Linked DNA regions of Mus musculus: region 1 is linked to region 2. The links are chromatin loops, found by intact Hi-C in ENCODE. Cell type or tissue: heart. All regions are shown on one strand. Each heading gives the region's core, and the rest is flanking DNA. Links, peaks and the distances in the headings are about the cores only.

Region 1 (8,544 bases), core at 2,948-5,447, 120 kb before region 2:
CACCCCACCTCCCTGTACTGAGTACTGGGCTTACAGGCATGTGCTACCAAGCCAGGTTTATGTGGTACTAGGGGTCAAAAGCAGGGCTTGCTGCCTAAAAACAAATCTACTGGCTGGGTCACATCCCCAGCCCAGAGCAGGCTGTGAGGAGTTTTTGTTTTTGTGTTTTGAGACATGGTTTTTCTGTGTGTGGTACTTGAACTCTGTAGACCAGGCTGGCCTCAAACTCAGAGATCTGCCTGCCTCTGCCTCCCAAGTGCTGGAATTAAAGGAGTGTGCCACCATACCTGCTGGATGTGAGGTTTTAAAAAAAATTCTTGGCATAGCAACGGAAATGTTAATAGGTCGGAAACAACCATGTTTATTATCAGGAATCACCTGAAATGTTGTCCCCCTTGAGAAATACACCAGTAGATATATCTCCAAGGAGTCATTAACTAAGTATTTCTGATTCCATCATTAATGCTTCATGTTTCGTTTTGTTTTTAAGGCAGGGCATACTTTAAAAGCTAGACAGACCACTATCCAATGCCCTTTGACACTGGCTTTTCGTTCATCAAATAACACCTCAGCAATTTTTGGAGGCCCCAGCGTCCTAACGCCTTGAAGCTCATCTGGCGCTAGGGAGTCCTCCAACTTCCAGTCGGTACAGGAGCTGTTGTCAAATACTTGGCTCATCACCCAACTGAGCTACTTCTACTAATGGGAAGCTCACTACACGTGACCTATGTGTATTGTGATCTTGTCTGCAAACAGCTGACATGAGTACTGCCTTCCTGAAACCCCAACTCACAGCCTGTTCTCCACCCCAACCTCCAGGGGCATCTCCTCCTCCATAGACCTAAAATAGGTGTATGCTTCCTTGTGATTTTTATCCTGGGGTAGGAGCATCTGCAGAGGCTTCTACATCTTAAGGCATCACAACATAAGACCAAGTATGGTCTGGGACACTCATGCCTCTCTTCCACACTTAACATGAGGTGAGACAATGCAACACAACAACCTCTGACCCTGCATCTCAGGGCTCACAGAAGCTGAGTCTGCAGGAGAGTCTGCGGGCTGATTGTGGTCACTGAGAGCCTTCGCTTTCCTCCTTCTCAGTGTGAGTCTGCCTTTAAACAGGTCTTTAGCTTGGGATGACGCTCAGTAGCATTCACAAAGCTCTGGGTTTGATCCTCTGCACTAGAAAATTATTAAACTATTAAATTATTACATTTTCAGGAGTCCCAGATTAAACCTTCAGATACCCCAAAGAAGCAATATTTTAAGCCCCCAGCACGCCCCCCTATGAACTGACTTACTCAGCAACTTATATTTGAATTTAGATTCTAATCTTTGTCATTTCCTCCAGAAAAGTTATTTAATCTGCCCAAACAGAGGGAGTTACTTAAAACAGTGAGTGGTTCTCAACCTGTGGGTTACAACCTCTTTGGGGGTTTGAATGACCTTCTCACAGGGCTGTCTAAGTCCATTGGAAAACACAGATGTTTACATTACAGTTCATAACAATAACAAAAATATAGTCATAAAGTAGTAACAAAAATAATTTTATGGTTGGGGGTCACAACACTTTAATACAGGATCTGTATTAAAGGGTCGCAGCATTAGGAAGGTTGAGAACCACTGACTTAAAAGAAGCTAATTCATCTTAGACATTTAAAAGCATCAGTCATCTATTTTAGCCATATGTTCAAAACTTCTAGAAAATATGTTTTTTAATCCCCAGGACCTCTACAGTTCTGAGGAATTAGTCCTGGCTCTCTAGATAAGAGTCCTGTGGGAGTCAGAGCTTGGGTCCGGCAAGCCTGGTCAAAACAATCAGATTAGGACTTTTTTTTGTTTTGTTTTTGTTTTGAGGCAGGGACTCACTATGTAGCCCTGGCTAGCCGCGAACTCACTATGTAAGGTAGACCAGGCTGGCCTCAAACTCACTGAGATCCACCTGCCTCCCTCCTAGGATTATGTATTCTCTAATCAGTATCTTTATGCTATCACCATGGGATATTTTGAGGCACCACTCTTGAAATAAAGTCTAAATAAGACCTCGAAGTTAGGTCTCTCCTATTCTGAGAGGCTTTTTCCCCCTGCAGATTCTCTGAGAACCTCCTAGAAATTGCAACGGTTGCTTCCAGTAACCACATTGTATACAAGTGGCCCTAACCCTGACCCTAGCTGGGACAGAGGAGCCACAGCAGCATAGAGTACAGCTCTGGGCCAAGGCCCTCCATGACAGAGTATGCCCCAGTCCCCTAGAGAGCATGTTACACTGCAGAATGCTGCTCTCTGCCTGCAGTGTGTGATTAACCCCTGCTTGGAATAGCCAAAAGGTGGAAACAACCCAAGTGTCCATCAGTAGCTAACAGGGAAGATGTGGTATGTCCATTCAGTGAATATTATTCAGTCATAAAAAGGGCCAGAATGCTCGTTTGTGCCATAATATAGTTGAATGTTGAAAATATACCAGTGTGAACTAAGTACAGAGGAGTACACATGATCTCACTTGTATGAAATATCTTGAAGACTCAGGCAACTTCCTAGAGTAAACAGAAGTTATCAGGGGCTGAAGGCTTGGGGAGAAATGTGGTTTTGCTTACTGATTGTTTAGGGTGATGACAGAATTTTGGCAACAGAGACTGACGATGGTCCCACTATACTGAGATGCCATCAGACTGCATGCTTAAAATGGCAAATACTACGCCACATACATTTAGCATACTTAACCCCAAATCCCCTAGCCCTACCTCCAAGTCTCCTAGCCCTGTCTCCTAAATATGGATGGGCCCACAACGCTGGTGACTCTGGAGCTGACATTTTAATTTCTTGCTCTTTACTCAAAAAAAGAGGGAGGCTAGACAAACCCTCTCTGCGCTCTCTCTCTCTCTCTCTCTCTCTCTCTCTCTCTCCTTCCCTCCCTCCCTCCCTCCCTCCCTCCCTCTCTCTCTCTCTCTCTGTCTCTCCCTCTCTCTCTGTTTTGCTGGCTGTCTGGAAAAGTCCAAGCTTTTGTGCCTGTGGACCAATGTTAACACAGGCTGGAAATTAAAAAAAAAAAAAAAAAAAACCAGCCCTATCTGTCATTTTGCATCTGTGCCAACCAGAGGCTGCTGGCCCGACCCTGTGTGTCTCCCTTTTGTGGCTCGCTCAGTTCTAAGCCACTCTGCTAGATATCAGGAGCACTAGTAACTGACCACTAAACTACCAGAGCAGGACAGAAGCAGATTCCACTCAGAACGGGCAATGGGGGAGTGGAGAGGCTTGTCACTCAGGCCTTGTCCTCAGTGTCCCCAGCCCACTCCAAACCCACATTACCAGTGTTAATTTTTACCAGGACTTGAAGTCATGCTCGATACATAAAGTTTCAAGAGGATGTGTGTGCCAAGCCTCTAGACAGTGGCTTGTGAGACACCTGTGCACAGCCCAGAGGACATAAGGCAGATGTTTCATCCAGGGTCTGCCAAACTGCTCCAGATCTCATGTTTCGGGGATCCTCTTTTTTGATGTAACTTGGGTTCACCTCAAGTTCACTGGCTTTCCCAATGGTATTACTTAACTTCTTCAAATTTAATATATTTTTATTCATGCTTACTTGAGTGTTGTATTTCTATGCGTGCACGCTTAATTGAGCAGAGTGGGCTGAACAAGCTGAGTTTCCTGCAGAGGGAACACGGCACAGCTTTTCCACTCACCACCGCAGCTCAGCATCCTGACCTCAGCGGCTGACGTATAAATATTCATGATGATACAGGTGAACACAGTGCTGGCTGGCTGACCATCTCATGGAGCTGCTGCTCCTTCCCCTGGGCCTAGAGAAGGCCATCATTTTTATTCAGCCAGCAGACAGCACTGTGGTTTTTTTGTTTTTTTTCCTTCCTCCACGACTTGCTGGGCTGTCATGTTTAAATATGAAAATGTTGCTTATAGCCAAATGTTAGTGACAGCAGCCTGTGGCGTCTATCATGGTTTGCACTCTTACTCTTACTAAAAATAGCCTTGCTCTCTGGATTTCTTCAAGCTCCACATCTGCAGGAAGTTTCTGTTGCCATTGCTGGCCTTTTCCTTTCTTCCCTGAAGATTGCTGTTCTTTGGCTCTGCCAGGATCCTCTCCCTCTCCCCTTCCCTGGGAAATGAATGGCCAATAAACATCCCAGGCTCAGATGTTTTAACAAAGGCCTCACGGGTGTTCCCCATTATTCCCCCTGCCTTGCTTCAGAAGTCTTTAGAACAGAGGGAGGTGGGCAGCAGCAGGAGGCAGAGCCGTTTGACCTTCAGAAGTAAAGCCAGAAGGCTGACAGCACAGCCTGGGCAGGCCGAGAAGCAAACAGGGAGGGCAGGCTTCTGGGACCCTCCATGTAGTGATTCCAAGCACACAGCTGCTCCCACCAGCGGTCTGGAATCACAGTCTACCAATGGGAACCTAAGTAATAATGAATTCATTTAAAAGCTTCCAGGGGGACAAATGGTTAATTCCTTTCAAGGCAAGTATTCAAAATTGCTTTTTATTAATTCTCTCTCCAGCCTAGTGTGTGTGTGTTTGTGTGTGTGTGTGTGTGTGTGTGTGTGTGTGTGTGTGTGTGTACATGCACATGCATGTATGGGGGTGGGGGGAACACTATGGCGGAACCAGTCAGAAGATGGTGTTTGGAACAAGATTTGGGCCTTTAGCAGAGTGAGTTCCAGGACAGCCAGGGCTACACAGAAAAACCCTGTCTCGAAAAATAAAATAAAATAAAATAAATAAATAAACATGTGGGCCTTTAGATATTCTCAGCCCTCTGTAACATTGTCAGAAAGCACTCAGTGAGCCCTTCTGCCCTCCACTTCAGGTCTCTGACTCAGCTACTCAGTGGCAGGTGAGAGACCCTGGGATGTTACATTGTAACCCTATGAAATCTGCTAAAGCCTTCTGAGAAGCCATGCACAAGCTCACAGATTTAAGACTGCATTTTTTTAGTCCTGCCTCCCCTCCACACACTCCCTGATATCTCTGGGGGCCAGTTCCCTCCCAAGTATCCTCCACTGCAGGATCCAGCAAAGATTCCTCTTACAGAAGACACTCCAGAGGGGGTTCCAGAAAAGAACAAGAGTCCAGCTCTGCAGACCCGTGTGGACTGTCCCAGTCAGAGAGCCCCGGGATAGCTCCACTCCTCTGCCGTGAGGAGTGACCATCTTGCCCCTAATACCTGACAGCTGGACAAGAGTCTGATGGAGTAGCTTTGCTCAAGTGTTATCATTGGTTCCCATGGAGCTCAAAAGCTTTGTGACTGTAACAGCCATCTCCATTTGGGAGAGGGGATGTGACTGAAAAGAGGTGACTATGAATATGGTGAGCCGTTTGGATCCCAGCTTGGCTTTATGGTAACTGGACATTTTGTACTTAGAGTGAGGCTTGGGGTTCCATGCAGAACTAAGATGGGGCTGGAAATGAGTTAAAAGTGCAACATGACAGCTGAGACCCATCATGTGTCAGCTATGGCTTGTAGGAGCGTCTCCCAAATGTCCATCATTCAGGGAAATTGCCAGGGTGCTGCTACTGGGAGATGGTGAAACCTTAGGAGCTAGGACCCTATGAGAGACTCTGAGGTCACTGGGAAGCCTTTAAAGGGGACAGTGTGACCCTGTCTCTCCCTCTTCTAGTCCTTTCTGGTTCCTGGAGAAATGTGAACCATTATTGCTCCAGCATAGCCCAGAGCATGGAGCCATTTGACTGTGGACTAGAACCTCCTACACTTTAAGGCAAAACAAACCCTCTTTCTCTTTAAAGCGACTATGTCAGGTGTTTGGTTCTAGTAATGGAAAGCTGATATAGTAACTCTTCAAGGTCTTGACCCACTGCCCAGTCGTCCTTAATGCTTCTGATCTGGTTTAGTCCTTCCCTGCGGCCAGTGATGATGTGAGGTCATGCTCAGCTTCCTCTAGCTATAGGTCTCCTGAGAACCTCTGTTTCCTTCCTTCCTTCCGAGGACACCTATGCCAAGACCATCAGACTTCCCTGATTTATAAGGGCTGGCAATATAAAAGGTAACCTTGTTTAACAGCTAGTACAGACCTTAATGGAGGGAGTTTTGAAGATGGACTATGGTACACAAAGTAGCAAAGATGGCTACTTTAAGATAAGAGTATTGGAATGCCAATTTGCAGTTCTTATCAATCATGTGTTTGGGGGAATTCATAATGCACATATGAACATATCAGTACAGTTGTACATGTTTAAGCTTATAAATAAAAACATATGAGGGTATGCTTGATTTTTAACTTGAGATTATATAATCAAAAACCTACTGAAATTGCAGTTCTGTGAGAGACACATCGGACCTTACTAGAGAATCTTAGGAAACATAATCAAGAAAAATGTCCACTATTAGAGTGAGTCACTGAGCACCACATAGTGTTTACAAGGCTTTAGATTCCAGAGAAAGCACAAAATCAAAAGACAGCTATTACATTTACAGTCCTATATCCCAGCAGAAGACTGAAGAGTCGTGGCTCAAATGTAAAACGTCCCTCACAGGTTACCCAGCTGATGGTTTTGGAAGCTTATGGAATCTTGAGGAGATGGGACCTTCCTAGAGAAAATGGAGCCAACCCTGGGGTCTGGCCTTGACATTCACAGCCTGATGCACTTCCTGTCTACTACTTGCTTCCTATTTCACCAAGATGTGGGAGGGTAAATCTTCCTAGGTACATTCCTGTTACTATGGAGCCTCCTTCCACCATTACATGCCCCCCTCCTGCCCCTGACCATAGATTGAACCTTTAAATTGTGAGCCTGGAATAAACCCTGCCTTTCTTAAGGTGACTTTGACAGGTATTTGTCAGAGCATCTAGAAGCAGTTCCTATGTGACTTTTGGGGAGAAGGGACTGCTGGGTAATGTATACTCCCAAGGGTTTGTTTTCAGTAGTGGTGAATGGGCTAATGGGCATCCTGACAGCAAGTCTAACAGACTCACTCACTGCTCCTCTCCAAGCCCACATGGTTTTCTTCTTCCTTGGAAACTCTCTTTGACACCACTGCGACTTCTGCTGTGACATAGGGTTTGTCCTATCTGTACTCCCAAAGATGGTACGCAAAGAAAATCCTGGAGAACAAACTCCAGAAAGATGCCCATTGCTAAAGCAAGTCACCGGATTACCACATACTGTGTATGGTCCTGGCTCTAGATTCCAGAGTCAGAAGTGGGCTCCTGAGATAGCTCAATGGGCAAAGATGGGGATCTGATGTCATTTCCTGAACCAACATGGTAAAAAGAGAGAACCAATGCCTACAATTGGTCCTCTGACGCCTTCATGCCATGGCATGTACATGCGTGCACGCGCGCGCGCGCACACACACACACACACACACACAATGCACAAATACATACACATGCACACACACATGCACTCACACATGCACACACACAATGCACAAATACTTACACATGCACACAAGTAAAGAATATATAGCTTAAAAACTTTAACTTAACTTCAAAAAATGTCTGTTGTGGATACTCTCCTTTGTTAGTCCCCTGAAGTATTTCTTCCTAAAGATGTTTCTTAAACATTTTTCAGAGGAAAAAATGACATTTTAATACACAGCTAGGGCAGATGTGATATCAGGTGTCATATCAAGAGATATGACATCTTCCCAAGAAAGGACCAAAACTCCACTTCCACATGAACTATACAACTAACACCTTCATTTTCCTCTGCATGGGACTCTGGTCCATTGTCACCACAAGAGAAGAATGGACACTAATTCCTACCAAGCCACGATTAGTATTTTGTTCCCCTGGGCGTCAAGGACGTGATGACCCCACTGCTGAATGTTGTCTTGATGAAGACGACATAAGATGCCAGCCTCACCCTTGCCTTAACTGCCTGCCCTGTCTTCCTTTTGGTTATTCATCTTTCCTCTAGGGCCCTACTGGTCCAGGGCCAATAAAAAGCAAACTATCAATCCTTAGCAATGAAAAACAGGAAATAACCTCTCGGGATGAAATTTCAGGAGTGGGAGACCCATCCCTTCCACTCTGGCACCTCACAAATCACAGCGTACTTATGACTGCAAACCAGTGCACCCCTCTCCATAGCCATCCCTATAAAGAGGTCCATTGCTTCAGAGGCTGTAGGAGTCTCATATTCAATCAAGAGACGCTCCCTAGAGAACCTCGGAGTGCTGATATGGGGAATTCTATCATCAAACTAAAAACGTCAAGAGGTATTGATGGCCTCAGACACACAGCACCCAGAAGACCCCAGGCCTTGCACCGACTTCCTTTACACAGAGATCTGATGAACCACAAATCGGGCAGCACTGTGTTTAGCAGCGCTTGTTTTCCTCTATTGCTTGTTTGGTTTTATAAGCACATGCTTTCTACAATAGGTGCCAGATGCCAACTGTGTAAGAAAAAGTGGGAGAGGGGACTCTTAAATGGAAAAAATTATATTCATTAACTTAATTTTTTTTTCTGCAGCAGTGCCAAGGTTTGACATCAGCAGCAAAGCATGAAGGGCCAGCTGGAGGAGCACCCGTGTTCCCAGGAACGAATGATAACAGAGCAGAGTGT
Region 2 (8,544 bases), core at 3,966-6,465:
GAGTCCATTCCCAGTGGCAAGGCCTGAGTAGCCTGTGCTTATATTGTAAGATGAAATAACACTGTCCTCCGGTAATTTTGGTTTTGGCAAAGAATTTTCTGTAAGAGAAAAAAAAAATCACCCAATATAACCAAGAACGTATTCATTACACGTAAATCCTCCCTTATTTCTTCAGGTACGTTGGTTCTGCAACAGAACAAAGTCTTTTTTCCAAGCCTTTCAGCAGTTTCCCAGAACTCCATAGTCCTTCCTGAAGCTTTAGAGTTTGACTATCAACCATTTCCAGCGGGCTTTTCTTTAAAATATGCTCTACTGCGATAGCTGATATCCCAGGTGAATCATGGGCACCATATTCTAGCACCATAAAACCCCATAGCAAATTGAGAGGTACTTAACGTTTTCCACGTACAAAGTGATAGAAAGCAAGCATACACTCTGGCTATGGGAGGAAGCTGAAAATGCCCAGAGTGGCAACTATGCCCACTGTTTTCTAAATCTAAGCCATGGGATAATCAATGATTAAAAAAACTATTGTTGCACTGGGTATTGGTAATTTAATATTAATAATATTTATTAATGATTGGTAACAATATTAATATTGTTAAAAATGAAAAAAGTGGAAATCCTTTTATCATACATGCACACACACACACACACACAATCTCAACCATGAGAGAAGCACGGGACTCTTTGCATGTTCCCCAGAGGCAAGGCATATCACCCAGGAGAAGTATTACTAAGGCTATTAGTTCATACACTATAAGCTCAGGACTTGCATTTTTCATTTACAGTGAAATTGATGATACTATCTTCATAGTGTGATGTGTACAATTTCATAGCAAGCTTAACATAAAATTTGTCATGTACATTTAACTCCACGAGCCTGCAGGACGGCTCATTTACATTTCATTGCCTGGCACATAAGAAGAAAAAGCTCTCTCTTAAAGACTGGAAATGAAATGTTTGAACAGGTATTGTGCCGAGAGGTCTGGACACAACACAAACACAGAGCCAGCAGGCAGTGATAAGGAACAGTCAGTTGTACCCACATTTTACTGAAACTCCTTCACACATCCCTCCTCTTGTATCTATAAGCAGACTCTCATTCCAAATTTAGGTTTACTAATTCTGGAGTCACGTGGGCTCCCCACTCAGGTACTGGGCACTGCTGTTCACTAAGCGTCACCAGGGCTCTGCTCTGCCCTTCCTCTACAATCTCCGCTCTCTAGCTGGACTTTGACCTGATCATCTACCATTTATTCTGCTCTTCTTCCCCTCTGCGAGAGCATGGAGTAGAGAGAGATGGAAAACCTGACACACAGAGTGAAAACAAGACTTCCTTTTAGGACCCATCCAAACATAAGGAAGGAGGGTTCCCAAGAGAACCACGAACCCCTCATGCTATCCGACCGTAGAGACCCAGCATTGCACTGCAACAGGAGGCCCAGGCCTGACAGGGCATCAAATGGACAAAGAGCTCAGAGCCAGCAAACACTGTTTCCCTGAACTTGCAGCAGGAGCACAGAGTTAAGCTCCTCTGCCCTGGCGTGGTTTTCCCATTGCTGGAAGGAGACAGAGCGGTGTCTATTTTTGTTTTCTGTTGAGCTCTGGTGTTCTGTGGAACTCTGCTTACAGGAAAGCACAACTGGGATACATTTAAAGAAGTCCTGAAACCCTTCCACTCCCAGCCCCTCTCACCCAAGCAATGTCTACACAACACTAGGGGTCCAGGTATATAAAGTACATGCACACATCAGATACTTGCTGATGACACGTCACAAACAAATTACCTACAAAGCCAATTCCACTATAATTATACAAGCATATTTGCCCCTTATTAAATAGGAAGGCAAGTTTGTTTGTGTGTTATCGAGATGGGTGCACTTATAAAATTACACAGAGGGAAGCAGATCTCCGCTGAATATCGGACAGTGTGTGATGTAGAATAGCATCAATATTTCTCAATGCTGATCTATATTTTGACTTACAGTCAGTCCTGAGAATGCCACTACGCAGAATATACACTACAAAACAGCAGGAGTATGTTTAAAGTTATTTCATAAGTTATTGGAAATTCTGTCCTAATCCTAATCCAAAAATCCATTTACTGATTTTTTTTTCAAAACATGCAGTTCAAGTCAGCTTCTCAAATGACATTTTTAAAAAGCCAGATAGTCTACTTGCACACTGAGGAATGACATTAGAAAATATTAAGTCTTCGCTGTCCACAATTAAGCAATTACACTTCTGTAAGAGCAGAGAAGTTTGTGTGTATAATAAGAACACTGTTACTTATAACAGTCTTGAATGAAAGCTAAGGTGTTTCAGAAGGACTTTGTGGGCACTGTTCAGAACAACAACCCACACAGGGCAAAGCACTCATGTTACATGCTCAGATCTAAGACTACAGTGAAGTTGTATGATCCATCACACACACACACTGCCAGAAATGCCTTCCACGCATTACACGTTGATCTGCAACTAATCTGGGGTGGCACTGTATCTTCCCAAACTGTTTACTGTTGCCAAAGTTTGCACAACTCACACATTCGTTATTCAATATCATATGGGGTCACCGCCCACTGCATGAGGAGCTGGGGCTTAAACTAGTTGTGTTCATAACACAAGGAGACCCACAACAATTCAGTTCTGGCAGGTGGAGAAGGTCCCTTGCTCTTTGCACGAGCAAAGAGCCGTCAAACATCTTTACCTTTGAGAACAGAAATGTGTTGCCGGCTTTCTCCATCCGTAGTGTAGCTTCTGAATTCAATATCTTCACCGTCTTTTAATTCAACTTTATCATAGCCATACCAGCCAAGGAGTTCATTCATGGTGTTTTCTGCAAAGTTCTGAAAGAGAAGCATCAGCCACTACTTAGTCCTGTGATCAATAACTATTTGAAAAGAATGTACACGTTAGATTCTGTTAGCCGTATCCCATTTCATGCCGGCCCCACGTCCCCCAGAGGATTGCTCGCTTTTCAATCATGTTCAAGAGTTGTGATGCATTTAAATCACAGACTGACTCTTCCAATCGTGACAGGCCTTCAGACAGTCGAAATTTAAGGACAATAAAAAAGCACTTGTCAGTTTCATCTATGGATAGAAAGTCTTGCTTTAGTATATATTCTGCAAAGTGTAAGTTCTGCACTAGTATAAAAATATTGAAAGGAAGCATGCAAAAAAAAAAAAACCTAAGAAAGGATTTTAAAAATACAAGACCTTTTTGTAGTTCTAACTAATTTAAGTTAGAATTACTTTCTGATTCGGTGTTGTTACTTAACATGATTCTTACTGCCAATAAAACAGAATCTTAAAAAAACAAAACAAAACAAAACAAAACAAAAGAAACAAACATCAACTGTCAACCAGGATCATACCGGAAAAAAAAATGAATAGACTTTAAGGGTTCCTCTTAACTATTTTCTAAGGTATTTGTTAGCTTGATGGATACTTTGTTCTATACATTTTATTAGTGACAGATTCATTCTGTCATAAAAGTGCCAACAAAGTTGAAGGTTACTACTCAGCTGGATTTAAGATGAAAACTACTTTATGAACTATAAACTAATATGTGAATGTAAGGTGGTTGTCACTGTTGCTGAAGATATCAAAGTTTGAAAATAGTAGGTGTGGTTGACAGATTAAATACATATGCCAAGTAACTGCGTCTAGCAATTTATCCATTTTAGGTCCAGAAACAAAAATGTAAAGCCTATTTGTGCTACTGACCTTCGTGCTTTAGACACTATCAGGCAGGGTACCACAAATCTTTCAAACTAGGAATACCATATGTCCTTACTTCTTTGTAGCTCAGAGGGTCTCATATTCTCCTTTGAAGATGTCATTTCTGAATCCCACTGGGGTATATACTTTATACACCTAAATGAAAATCCAAAGCTAAGCCCAAGTGGCGAGACCCTCAACATGTGTCCCATGTTTCCTTAAATTCTATGACTTCAGATCTCAGAGGGGTTCCATAGAAGATAGTATAGGACCACAGAAAGAAACCTGGCCTTTCGAGCCACCCACAGGATGCTACTTTTTGTTTGTTTGCTTGTTTAGTATCCACTTAAGTTCTAAGATCCAACTGGGTCAATCTGTGATGGTTTAATATACTGGTAATTTAAAAAAAAAAATTAGCCAGATTGATTTAGTGCCACCATCCATGTGGCTAACAGCCAGCCATATCAAACTTTAGTGAGGCATTTATTCTTTCTGATGGCTGCCCGTGTCCACATTAAATAGACATTCTTCCATGAATGCGTGATGATGATATGCTTGCTATGAATAATAAGCAAAGGGACTTCAGGGACAGACACCACGGAGGACTGGGCTAAATGCTATTCCAATTCACCAAAGGAGATTACTTTAATGAGCTGTCACTGTCCCCTAACACCCAGTCCTTTCACTAACCCAGCAGTGACAGTGTCTCAGCACACAAGGCGATTCTTACCTTGCGTCAAAATCAATTCCCAACAGTGTTAAAAGCCGGGCTCGAGACATAGCACCAGTCGGCTTGCCGCTTGCCCCAGTCTCTAAGAGAACCGTGCCAACGAGACAGATGATCTGCTGCATAGCGACTCCCGGCTACTACATCTGGTTTTGTGCATCCTTCCTAGTCTAGGCTAGGAGGCTCGCAGTACCCTGCTTGATAAATGCAACTTCCCCCACTGTGTCTAAGCTCTGCAGCCACACAAAGGCCACCAGTGCATAATTCATGTGTCAACTTCCCAGCGGAGGACATAAATTTGTTTGTCTTAGTCCAGCTGCAAATCCATTCATCCCCTTCAGAACCAACCTGAGAGATAGACGCAGAATTTCTAGACACCAGATAAAAAGTGAAAACCTCAACTGGATTATTAACAATAAAAGCACATTATTTGGGCATTTTAACAAAAACAAAAAAAAATTGTTTTGTTCACATTCTCTTATAGAAACTCATCACAGAAGAGTCAATATGAATCTGATCTATTCCATGATTTTCAAGTTACTATAAATGTCAGGGAAGTGACTATAAAATGTTTCTTTTCTTGTCACTGCAAATGAAAATAAATGTGCCATGTTGTTCTGATATATTGAGCGCAGGGACAGAAACAACAGGCATATAGAAGATCAAGTGATAAGTCTCAAACTGTTTAAGGAAGGGGGAATACATTGAAAAGGAGAAACTGAACATATACAGGCATAAGAAATAGACTGTAGGGGCTAGAAAGATGGCTCAGCAGTTAGCCCTGACTGCTTTTCCAGAGGACCTTGGTTCAATTGCCAGCACCCGCAAGGTGGCTCACAACTGTCTGTAACTCCAGATCTAGGAGATCTGATGCCCTCTTCTGGCCCCTATAGGTACTGCACACATAATGAGACACACACACACACACACACACACACACACACACACACACAAATAAATACATAATAAAACTAAACCCAAAAAGAGATAGACTACAACCTCAGTCATACCCACAGTTTGTTAAGAAAGTCAAATATCCTCAAGGAGTAAACCATTTAATAGCCTAAGTTTCTATACAGAGTTTAATATGCTAGACAGCGTTATGTTGCTACATGGAAGTAAATGAAATAGACTTTTACCACTGTTGTCTAACATTCCAGATGAGGTAAACTGTGAAATGTTTATGGCCTAGGCATGATTCCAAGTTTTTCATGGAGAGAATTCCAATAACTATTGTTTCAGCTTTAAACAAACAAACAAACAAAAACAAAAACAAAACAGTGTCTCACCATGTTGCTCTGGCTGGCCTGGACCTCACTATGTAGGACAGACTAACCTCCAAGTCACAGAGATCTGCCTGCCTTTGTCACTGAGTGCTGGGATTAAAGGCACACCTTGCTTTGCATTTCAAAGTTCTTATAATATTGTTCTTTTAAAACCAATTTTCAATTTAAAAGTCCTTTCTTATGAATGTTTCTTATGTCCTTTCTTATGTTCCTTCTTGTTTATTGTTTGTTTGTTTGTTTGTTTAAAAGTAGGGATGGACAAAGGTGATAAGAGTTAAAATTCTGAATAACTGTAAATAGCAATGCTCAGTATTAAGTGGAGATAGATGTACTAAGGGGAGGGGGCGTGGAATCTGCTTCTGCCTCATACCTTCAAACAGTGTTTCTTTTGATTTCCTGAAGACCTAAGGCATGAAACCTTTAAAAGTTCCTCGAGGGCTGGAGAAATGGCTCTGGGGTTAAAAGTTCTGGTTGCTCCTCCAAAGGACCCAAGTTCAAATCCAGCATCTACATAGCAACTAGCAACCATCTGTAAGTTCAATCCCTGGGAATCAAATGCCGTCTCCTGGCTTCCAAAAGCACCAGGCACACATGTGGTACATAGTCATACATGTATGCAAAGCACCCACATACATAATATGAAAGCTCTGCAGAAGTTTCTCCTAGCTTTACAATTATATGAAATAACAGAGCTTCTACTTATGTGTAAAAACCATCAAGTTTTTGCAAAAAAAATTTTTAAAAACTCAAAATTATGGTGCTCACACAACATAAATTTTACTGAGCAATCATTATTTCAAATACTTTATCATTGTTCTCACAAGCCATCAAAATGTGCCAAAAATTGCAATATTTTGGCATCTGAATTATATTTTGCAGACTGCTTCTTGCCTTTGGAAGTGACACAAAAATCCTCTCTCATACCATGTGGTCCAATTTGGGTTTGGAAAATAGGTCACTAAAATTATAATGATAATTTCTGAGTCTTAGAGCAGTTAGCAGTGTTACCACATCCTTTAAATCTAGTGTTCCTTTCAATAGCCCTGTGTGATGCGTGTTTCGTTTCCACAATAAACTTCTGGTGAACTGAAGTGAAGTCCTCAATTGACAACAGAAGATCAGAGCATGGCAGATCATGAAACATCAGAACCAAAACAGAGGTTTTTTTTCATTCTTTTTTTCCTCTAGTCGTTTTTGAAATTTTCATACATTAGTACACCATTCCCACCCTTCATCCATCCTTGTCCAATTCTTCCAGTGTCCCCCACTCCCTCTCAAAGTTTTTGCCTCTCCTTTATTATCGTTGCATATTGAAACGTGTAAACACACATTACTGGGTTCCTTTTGCTATTGTGCATGTGTTATGTGTTCTTGGGCATGGCCTCCTGAGATGGGATACTATCAGAGGGCTTTTCCATGGAGAAGATCGCTTCCCTCCTCTCAGCAGACACTAACTGCCCGAGCATAGTGAAGACTCATGGGCGGGGCCTTGTGAGAGTTCCCCCATCCTTGCTGGCGGTCAACTGGTAGTGTCATTATGTGAGTCTTGTTTGGGTAATCACGTTGTTAACAATTAATTTTCTGATTCTTATGCCAGGCTTAATTCTACTATAGATTCAGTGGCAAGGGGCCAGCAATTCCAAAGAATTTACCTCCTGGATCAACCAAGAACTTACAACGAAATCATACCGCAGGGAGTGGGTGTTGTCAAGTGATTTCCAGCCAGGACACATCTACATCTGTCTCTGTGGACATTTTGCTTACCTTTGCAAATCATTGGCCTGGACTCCCCTAATTAGTTTGCATTATTGGAGATGGGATGTGCAAAATTGACGCTTAAAACTGAATCTTCTCGCTCTAGCACTTTCTGACATCACACATGGCTGAGTGGTTTGCACTTCTAATGGCCACCCCCATCTCTTTCTCAAGGCCTCTTGTGTCTGTGTGTGCACATGTGTATGTGGATGCACGTGCACGTGTGTATGGAGAACAGGAGGAAGTGGGAGTGCCCTCAGTGGCTTCTCCACAATATTTGTTTCAGATTTTCTCACTGGCCCTGGAGAGTACTGATTCAGTTAGATTTGGCATGCATAAAGCCTCAAGAGTCTCCCAATTATCTGTCCCTGGAGCTCTCTAGAGCTGAGGTTACAGGCATGCAGCTGCGCCTGCGTTTTCATATGGGTTCTGGGGATCTGAATTCAGGTCTTAAGACTTGTACAACAAGCACTTTACCCACTAAGACATCATTCAGCACATCTCTTTTATATATATATATGTATATATATGTATATATGTGTGTGTACATATATACATAATTATATATTACATTATATAATTATTATACATAAAACTAATATATATATATATATATATATGAACTATGTATATTCTTGTTGAATCTAAATTCCCATAATGTTCCTTTGACAGTCTTCTCATTCAACTAGAGGTCTTATACAAATGTCAAAGCTCAGGGCTAGAGATATAGTTGGTTGATCACTCACCTACCATGCACAGAGTCCCAAGTCAGGCCCCTTGCACTGCATAAGCTGGGCATTGTGGCACATGCCTGCAATCACAGCTCTGCAGAGGTAGAAGCAGGAGGATCGGGAACTCAAGGCCTAAGTCTGCTACATGAGGATTTCAAGGTCAGCCTGGGCTATGTGAGTGAGGCCTATCTCTGTTTTCTTCAAAGAAAATGATAATACTTGTGAGAACACTCATATTTCTGAGAACTCTAATTGCTACAACTTTCAGAAAAGATAATTTAACTGTGAATTAAAATCTTTAAACATTTAAATACCATTTG

The links. Hi-C counts contacts between places; a loop is a spot of excess contacts. Peaks named below come from ENCODE experiments on the same cell type or tissue, not always from the same donor. Only the 100,000 strongest peaks of a DNase experiment are listed, where the experiment ranks them.
Region 1: it touches region 2 in a loop (2.1-fold over the local background); 5 of 42 quality-filtered maps call a loop at or near these places.

What each region holds. Positions count from the first base shown.
Region 1 is chr10:43,039,432-43,047,975 of GRCm38, forward strand. All of the region lies in intron 5 of Sobp (sine oculis binding protein), which reads right to left. It overlaps Gm47815 (a long non-coding RNA gene), which reads left to right. Exons shown (of 3, transcript XR_003948999.1): 2 at 8,452-8,544. Among named protein-coding and RNA genes, the nearest start is that of Gm47815, 8.8 kb to the left of the region's middle. In heart, for the core only: no CTCF peak of the experiment used is centred there; DNase peaks (open chromatin) are centred at 3,360 and 4,120; H3K4me3 peaks cover 538 bases; H3K27ac peaks cover 2,289 bases.
Region 2 is chr10:43,157,996-43,166,539 of GRCm38, forward strand. Sobp (sine oculis binding protein) reads right to left here. Exons shown (of 7, transcript NM_175407.3): 2 at 2,711-2,849; 3 at 1-98. It overlaps Gm51799 (a long non-coding RNA gene), which reads left to right and starts at 6,173. Exons shown (of 3, transcript XR_003949000.1): 1 at 6,173-6,269; 2 at 6,780-6,898; 3 at 7,336-8,544. In heart, for the core only: a CTCF peak has its summit at 5,285 (motif pointing left); no DNase peak of the experiment used is centred there.